Linked DNA regions of Homo sapiens: region 1 is linked to region 2. The links are chromatin loops, found by intact Hi-C in ENCODE. Cell type or tissue: OCI-LY7. All regions are shown on one strand. Each heading gives the region's core, and the rest is flanking DNA. Links, peaks and the distances in the headings are about the cores only.

Region 1 (4,399 bases), core at 156-4,155, 140 kb after region 2:
TTAAAATTCAATGCAATCCTTGAAATTAATGTGTCTCCAGTAGTTAATCATTTGGTTCTGGAAATCTTTTTTTTTTTTAAGACACAGTCTCGCTCTGTCGCCCAGGCTGGAGTGCAGTGGTGTGATCTTGGCTCACTGCAAACTCTGCCTCCCGGGTTCAAGAGATTCTCCTTGATTCTGCCTCCCCTGCTCAAGCGATCCTCCCACCTTAGCCTCCTGAGTAGCCGGGACCACAGGCACATTCCACCACACCCAGCTAATTTTTTTAATTTTTTGTAGAAACAGGGTTTCATCATGTTGCCTAGGCTGGTTTTAAACTCCTGAGCTCAAGCAATCCACCCATCTCGGCCTCCCAAAGTGCTGGGATCACAGGTGTGAGCCACCGCGCCCTGCCTGGTTCTAAGAATCTTTAAAGGAATCTCCAGTACTCATTTGCCGTGGGTTTTCCTTGCTTATGATGAAACTCTTTTCAACTAAAAATGCAGTTGGACATGTTAGACTACATTGAACAATAATGTTGAGGAAATGTCTTTATTTCATTTCACCTTTCCTCTCCATAACACCATCCTATAGTGTTGGGTATTCCTATAATAATTTTCTATGATTATTTAGTATTATTATGTATTAAATTACTACTGGTTTATATTTAATAACATTTAATTCACGAGGGTATTCCAAAGTAAAGCAGGATGCTGGACAATGCTACATTGTACTGATCTGTCCCACAAAGGCCAAGATGTCTAGCTTCCTCTGTCCCTGCCCACTAAATGCCGGCAGCTCCTCATCACTGTGACAACCAAAAAATGCGCCCACAAATTTCCAAAATGCCCTTTTTTGGAACGCTCCCTTATCTAATTCATTCAAGCTTCCACAGGAGATAGTGAGCACCTGTGTTGTACCAGGAAAAAAAAAATCTAGTTAGACTCTTACTAGACACTCTGCATACCAAAATAAAGAGAAATGTTAATTGTAAAAATAAAAATAAATTAAAAGTGAAACTAAAATTTTATTTTATATAGATATGTTTTTTAATTTGTTATTTATTTATTTTTTTGAGATCAAGATACTCTGTCACCCAGGCTGGAGTGCAATGGCACGATCTCGGCTCACTGCAACCTCTGCCTCATGGGTTCAAGTGATTCTCCTGTCTCAGCCTCCTGAGTAGCTTGGGCTACAGGCACCCGCCACCACGCCTGGCTAATTTTTGTATTTTTAGTAGGGACAGGGTCCCACCATGTTGGCCTGGCTGGTCTCGAACTCCTGACCTCAGGTGATCTGCCCGTCTCAGCCTCCCAAAGTGCTGGGATAACAGGCATGAGCCACCGCGCCCAGCCAAAAGTGAAACTAAAATTTTAGGAAAAAAATGTATGAGAATATTTATCTAATGTCAGGTGGGGAATCCTTTCGAAACCCAAAATTTAGAAATCACAAAGGTAATGAATTAACTACAACACAAGTTTTAAAAGAAAAAGAAAAATCAATAAAAATATTTGTTATAAATATTCGTAAAGTGCCTTATATAGAGAGGGATTTTGCAAACTGATTAAAAGGAAAAGAAGTACAATAATGTGGCTGGGTGTGGTGGCTCATGCCTGTAATCCCAGCACTTTGGGAGGGTGAGGCGGGAGGATCGCTTGAGCTCAAGAGTTAGAGACCAATCTGAGAGCTCAGGAGTTAGAGACCAGTCTGGGCAACATAGCAAGACCTACGAGAGTAAACTAGGGAGATTAAGGCTGCAGTGAGCTGTGATTGCGCCACTGCACTCCAACCTGAGACCCTGCCTCAAAAAAAAAAAAAAAAAAAAAAAGCACTAGGCACAGCAATGCAAATGTACTTAATGCCGTTAAACTCTATACTTGAAAAACATGGAAAATAAGACACTAGTAGAAAAATAGGTCAGGGAGTAACAGCAGAAAACAGAAAATTCACATGAGACAAACATAGTTCCATCAATACATGTCGCCTCATTAGTAACTTAAAGAATACAAATTTAAAGTTTTCATTTTTTAATTGATAAAATTAGCAAAAAGAAATAATTTGAAATGATGATGCCCAAGTCATCACTTGGGTCTGAGAAGACAGAAATTCTCAACGTTGGTTTAAGAGAGTAACTTGGTACAATCTTTCCACCACACAATCTGGTAACACAGTGTACGAAGAGCCTTCAGATGCTCTTTGACCCTTTGATCCAGTGAGGAGCTCAGCTCTGGGAATCTCTATCAGTCAGACCTGCTTCCATCACAAGGGACAAAACCTCATTCACAGTAGTGTTGGCATAAAGGAGAGTTTACCAGCTCACACAACAGATCCCGCTAGATCCAGGGGTGCAAATAGTGGCAGTGGGACTGTATCTCTCTCTCCCTATTGCTCAGTTCTGCATGCCTCTGCTTGGCTTCATTTACATCAGTTCTCTCCACAGGCAGAAAGATGGCACCAACAGCCCCAGGGGATTCCATCCTCACAACAACTCTCGCAGAGAAAAAAGCACAGCTCTTTCACCCCCGTAGCAATCCCATCAAAAGGCCTCTGGGTGGCCTGACTCTGGTCACCTTCTGTGAACAGGAGAATGAAGTCACTCTGAGTAGCCAGCCTAAGTGGTGTGAAGTCTAGAATCATGTGCCATGATTATACTAGAATCATGGGGTAGGGAGGAGGGTAGAAGAACAAAGAAAGATGCAAGACAAATACATAAGCAGATCTTGTATAGAATACCTCCAAGGGAAATCATCGGAGTCAGGATGGCAACCTCTAGTTTGTCCTGGTTTCAGAACAAGAGCCAATCAAAAATCGCCTTACAGAATTTTACTGAATAGTCATACATATAGCTCAAAATGTTTCCAAATTTCAAAAAGTCCAAAATGATTCTTTCTGAGTGGTGACATTATGGATGGGTTTTATTTTCTCCTTCATATTTTCAAGTATTTTTCATATTGTCTTCAAAAAGCATTTATCTTTTTAAAAATCAAAGATAATATATCTTCCAAAATGACAACTGAAAACTATGTCTATGATATGTATAATCCAGAAAGGGAACTATTTTTAATAAAATACACCTCTTTATTCCTTTTCTGTGTTTTCTACAGTGTGCACACAGCATTGAAATAATGTGGGGAAAAACACAACAAAATAAAATTCTTTTAAAGATCCATTCCTGACTCCAGCGACTTTATTCTGCTCCTGTGGCTTCTGGTTGGAGACTTATTGGCCAGTATCCAGGGAATCACTGTCATGTCTTCTTTTATAATTGCAAATTTTACCACCAAAACACATTCCTGAAGTGTGTTTTACTGGTTCAAATTTGTGACATATACAGTAAGCAATGAACCAAAAATTATTTACAGAGGCAAACAGTAAATAGTTTCCCTATTTGCTAAGGAAGGGAGAATAATTGAGATCGTTTGTGGATTAAGCAGAAGTGTTACAATTTCCTGATGAAATAGGAGAAGAGGGATGCTTTAAATGTTTCATTAGGAGCCCAAGAGCTGCAAATGACAGCAGGATGCAAAAAGCCCTCAGCTCAAGAATTGGCACAGGGTTCTCAGTATCTTGAGTTTCTCTCCTGTCCCTTTCAGATCCAAAATAGGTAGGCCATGACTTCAGGTGGCACAGATGCAAATTCTTGAATACTTCTAATTCAGAATTCATTGAAAAAGCACGGAATTTTGGAACTAGATCCCGATATTCAGAACTTGATGAGTCAAGAAAATATTTCCCTCAAGGGGCTCTTGTCTTTGCCTGGAATGCCCCAAAACCCTAGGTTTCTTCTAAGCAGATAAACTCCTATTTATCTTTCAGTCCTGATAGTTTTTCAAATAGAAAGCCCACACATCAGACAGTTTTCACTAGGTTATGTTGCAATAACAACAATAACAAAAAACCCAAATCCAATGACTTACAACAACAAAGGTTCATTTCTTTATCATGTTACAGTAGTTCTCCCTTATCTGCAGTTTTGCTTTCCAGTTTCACCTACCTGCAGCCAACCACTGTCCAAAAATATTAAAAGAAAAATCCAAAACATAATTTATAAGTTTTTAATTTTGTGCCCTTCTGAGTGGCATGATGAAATCTCTTAGTAGCCATCTGGGTTATCAGATCAACTGTCGTGGTATCACAATGCTTCTGTTTATAGCATATATTTTTAAAAAATAGAAATAGAAATATCAAAGTAAAGATAAATGTGCATATTTTAATGTAATTAAGGACACTGGAATCATGCTATTTTACTAAGAGAAAACTCAATGTGTTCCAAATTTAATTCCTAAATAAATAAATCAATGAATTCATTCATTCAAACAGCATATTCTTACCCCTGAATTTAAGCCCTTATTGAAATAAATAAATAAATAATTTAAAAAAAAAACACAGCATACATTGTTCCCCTCCCTTAATTAAGAAA
Region 2 (4,399 bases), core at 249-4,248:
GTGTTTTGAAATATTACAGTAACAAACAGGAAACAAACTAAAACCTTGAGTACCAGGTTAACTTCCCCAAAATACCATTTTAAAATACTGATGAATTTGAACAAGTGGTTTGATTTTTGGGCATCTGTTTTGTTTTAGGGGAAGGGAGGAATATTTAAATGATAAAATTTTCAAATATCCCATTTTTTTCATAGTTTTCCCAACTTTTGTGGATTTTTTTTCTATTTCGTTTTTCTATGCACCCAAAAATTATGTGAGAATTTTGCATTTGCCTTTGACATTCTAACAACAGAATGAACTGCCATTCAGCTATGGTCACTACATTGAGAGTTTAATGCTCCAAAAGGTATGCTCTGCAAGGACTGTGAAAAGATTAATTAGTCTTTGCTGGTTTCATCAGAGGATGCTGAGAAACTGGCAACAGGCTCTCTCCTGCACCACAGCCCAAGAGGAAGATCCTCTTTTCCCCAGCAAACCAGGTAGCAATGACATCTGCAAGGTTAGCCTTTCTATTTGCCAGTGTCCCTGACAATTAAAACAGTGAAAATAATTCATGCATTGCCAATCTTAATTACACTCTTGCTTTCGTTTATTCCTTTTGCTACTTTCCTGGCTGGTGTTTTGCATGTTACTTATATGCAGTAGTACTTATCTAAAGCCTACTTTAGAGTAGTTGTCCTTACAAGAAATGGAAGTCTAAGTAGAGTGGAATAGCATTTGGATGATTACAGATTCTCTGTGAATTCAGCTAACACTTTCCTCAAGGTAGCACTCATGCTCCTGTTAAAAGTACATTCTTTCCACATGCTTTTTTCACATAGTTAAAAAGAAATCCTTCCATGACATACTGAACCCTAATACCAAATAAGCTGGTGCTTCCCCTGAGCCACATAGGAGAATGTTGGCTCTGAGAATGTCGCAGCATCCCTGCACTGCTGTGATGTGCAGTCAACAGAGGGTACGAGCTCTGGCAGAAAACCCAGAACAGGATATTATGCACAGTAGGGGCTTTCCAACCCAGCTGTTCCAAGCCCTATAGGGTCAAAATGATGGGGAAATCCAGAATGACAGTAATTATGCCATCAACCTTACGGCTCCCTGCCAGAGAGGTTGCTGGTTAGACATCTATACATCTAGTAGCTGTTTAATACATTTTTTAAAACAGGTATAGTGAAAGAATGCATTTTAAGCAGGAATTGAAAATGTACTAAGAATGAGACAATAATGTATGAGCAAGTACTTACTTTGTTTCTTACTTTAGGTAAGAAAAAATAAAAGGAAGGAGGAAAGGTATGGAGGGGGAGATAGAGGGATGGAGGGAAAAGAAAAGGAAAGAGAAGTAGATAGAAAATCAAACACAGATGAAAGCAAAGACAATTATGATTATAATTATTTCATTCCCTAATCATGTAAGATTTGAATTTTCTAATTAAGAAAAAAGAACAAAATTAGTTCATATGTCAAAAAGAGGATTCTAAAATTGCACTGACATAAATGTTATTCTGTGATTCAGTTGCATTCTTAAATTGGTGTGTTATTTATGCAAATTATGGTAAGAAAAATAATTTTGGATATTTTTGTTTTACAAATATATTTTTCACTTTCACCACATTATTTCCAGAAGTATCTTTCCTTCCACAGGGGTTCCCTGTCTGCTCTTGCTTCCTCCAGCTCCTCAATATATGTACCTTTCAGGGTTGTTTCAGCAGTCCTGAAGTTGTGTGTGTGTGTAAGCATGATTAAGAGTACTTTTGTGGGAGTGTGCTATTGCCAGCCTCACAGATGGTGTTATTTCCTGTGTTAGACTTCCTACTTACTGATAGCTGGGCTCACACTTGACATCCTCTCTTAACTGCCTCTAGACCAAAACATGCAAAGTCTTGCAGTGTGGGAGGGAACCTGTGGCTGTGCATTGGGTTCAGTTGATAACAATAATCACCAGCCCTGATGAGTCACCAGAGAGCAATGGGGTGATACTCAAGTACCAGAGAGATGGTGGTGGTCTCTGGTGGCCCCACCACTGTCCACCACTTGCAAGTAGATAAACTGGTCATTAAAGGAGCTGTGGAGAGCCAGATGCAGTGGCACATGCCTGTAGCCCCAGCTACTGCAGAGGCTGAGGCAGGAGGAACACACAAGGCCAAGAGTTTGAATCTGACCTGGGCAACATAGTGAGACCCCTATCTTTAAAAATAAAGAAATAAGTAAATTTTTAAAAAGAAAGGCATTATGAGAGTTTCAGCAGAACATTTAGGAAGGGTCTTCTAGAGATAATGATGGACAAGTCAGTAAGCTGCTTGTTCACACACTAATGTCCAGTTCATGTTGACTGCTATCTACCCACGTCTTCTCTTCTGGCACCTGCCTTAGTGGCTGGAAGCTCTCTCAGAAGCTTAAAAAGATGCTTTTATTTTACCTACCCAACAAGGTTTCTACGCATTCCAGCCTCCAAGGAGGGGTGGTTCCCCTTTGTGAACTGAGATTTAGGAATATCTATGTTTACAACTCCGGGACTAAGATTCAATAAAGCTTCAGGAGGGTGGAAGTGCAGCTTGTGAGGGCAAAACTTTAGAATCCAGTGGACTTCTTAAGGTCATCTGAACAGTGAGAGTAAGTACTAGGCTCTTATCCCACTTCCACCACCAACCAATGCAGAAGTGGGATTAAGATTGATAATCCTGAGATAGCATTAAATGTTTTGATACAGGCATGCAATCCATAATAATCACATCAGATAAACAGTTGTTCTGTGCACACAATCTAACATTTATGCATTTTTTCTTTAAAAAACCTTTCTGCATCCAAATGGCACATTCATTAAGTTTAAAATGAAGCACAAAAGATAGAGATAAAATGAAGCAACTCTATAATTATATAAATTATAAATCTTACTGTAATAATTATACAGTAGACTTGGAGAAAGACAGGCCTTTCAAGAATTGGTTTTTAGAGATGTGTCTAATGCCTTAAAGAAGTGTTTGCTTTAAAATCTTGAAAAAGCCTCATGTAGAAGTGAGATGTTGTAAAGTCATCATTGGCTTTGGCCACTGCCAGGTCGACTACCAGTTTGCTATTTGTGATGTATTTCACTATTTTGGAACTTACAAAGCTATTCCTGATTTCCTTCTGTTAATGGAGGATTAATGACAATGCTGAATCCACAGATAATAATAAAAAAATTTTTTTTTTTTTTGGACAGTCTCACTCTGTCACCCAGGCTGGAGTGCAATGGTGCGATCTTGGCTCACTGCAACCTCCACCTTTTGGGTTCAAGCGATTCTCCTGCCTCAGCCTCCCAAGTAGCTGGGATTGCAGGTGCCAGCCACCATGCCCAGCTAATTTTTGTATTTTTAGTAGAGACGGGGTTCCGCCATGTTGGCCAGGCTGGTCTCGAACTCCTGACCTCAAGTGATCCACCCGCTTAGTCTCCCCAAGTGCTGGGATTACAGAGGTGAGCCACCGCGCCTGGCCCAAAAATCAAATTTTCAACAGTTACTTAAATCCACTACTTCCCAAGATGAAAGCTTTATTACCAACTGAAACTTAGAGAACTATGAGTGGTCGTGGGCTGCCTCTGAACTTGCTGTGGGTATATTTACTGAGCCACCATGGGGGTCATGTGAAGAGTCTAGGGTTTTGTTTTACATCCTTAACACTTCAGTTTTGAAAATCCCTATAAGACAGTAATAGTTCTATAGGGTAAACTCCAAAGAGGGCTTCTGTAGGGGGCATAGGAGTGGCACCCACAGTTGTGGGAACGTCAGCAAACCTGCATCCTCCCTCAGGGGAGAGGTCAGAGCAACTCAGAATATTATGACTACTGAAACAACTTTTTGACTTCACGATGCTGCAAAGCAATCCACATCCAGTAGAAACCATACTTCAAGTACCCATACAACCATTCTGGTTTTTCTGAGACGGAGTCTCACTCTGTCACCCAGGCTGGAGTGCAGTGGCGTGATCTCTGCTCACTGCAACTTCTGCCTCCCGGGTTCAAGCAATTCTCCTGCCTCAGCCTCCCAAGTAGCTGGGATTACAGGTGCCCCCCCACCACACCCGGCTAATTTTTGTATTTTTAGTAGAGAGGGTGTTTCACCATCTTGACCAGGCTGGTCTTGAACTCCTGACCTCGTGATCCACCCGCCTCGGCCTCCCAAAGTGCTGGGATTACAGGTGTGAGCCACCGCACCTGGCCCATTCTGTTTTTTAGTTTCAGTACAGTATTCAATAAATTACATGAGATACTCAACACTTTATTATAAAATAAGTTTTTGGTTAGATGATTTTGTCCAACTGTGGGCTAATGTAAGTATTCTGAGCACATTTAAGGCAGGCTAGGCTAAGCTATGATGTTCAGAAGGTTAGGTGTAGTAAATGAATTTGTGATAATATTTTCAAC

The links. A loop is a pair of places that touch in the nucleus more often than their neighbours do. Peaks named below come from ENCODE experiments on the same cell type or tissue, not always from the same donor. Only the 100,000 strongest peaks of a DNase experiment are listed, where the experiment ranks them.
Region 1: it touches region 2 in a loop (2.1-fold over the local background); 4 of 110 quality-filtered maps call a loop at or near these places.

Annotation. Positions count from the first base shown.
Region 1 is chr1:200,288,007-200,292,405 of GRCh38, forward strand. No RefSeq gene overlaps it. Among named protein-coding and RNA genes, the nearest start is that of LINC00862, 84 kb to the right of the region's middle. In OCI-LY7, for the core only: CTCF peaks have their summits at 2,530 and 2,735; a DNase peak (open chromatin) is centred at 2,495.
Region 2 is chr1:200,152,502-200,156,900 of GRCh38, forward strand. The region is part of intron 7 of NR5A2 (nuclear receptor subfamily 5 group A member 2); the gene reads left to right. Among named protein-coding and RNA genes, the nearest start is that of NR5A2, 130 kb to the left of the region's middle. RefSeq lists an enhancer at 1,105-1,174. In OCI-LY7, for the core only: no CTCF peak of the experiment used is centred there; DNase peaks (open chromatin) are centred at 520, 1,020 and 1,850; H3K4me3 peaks cover 1,599 bases; H3K27ac peaks cover 2,582 bases.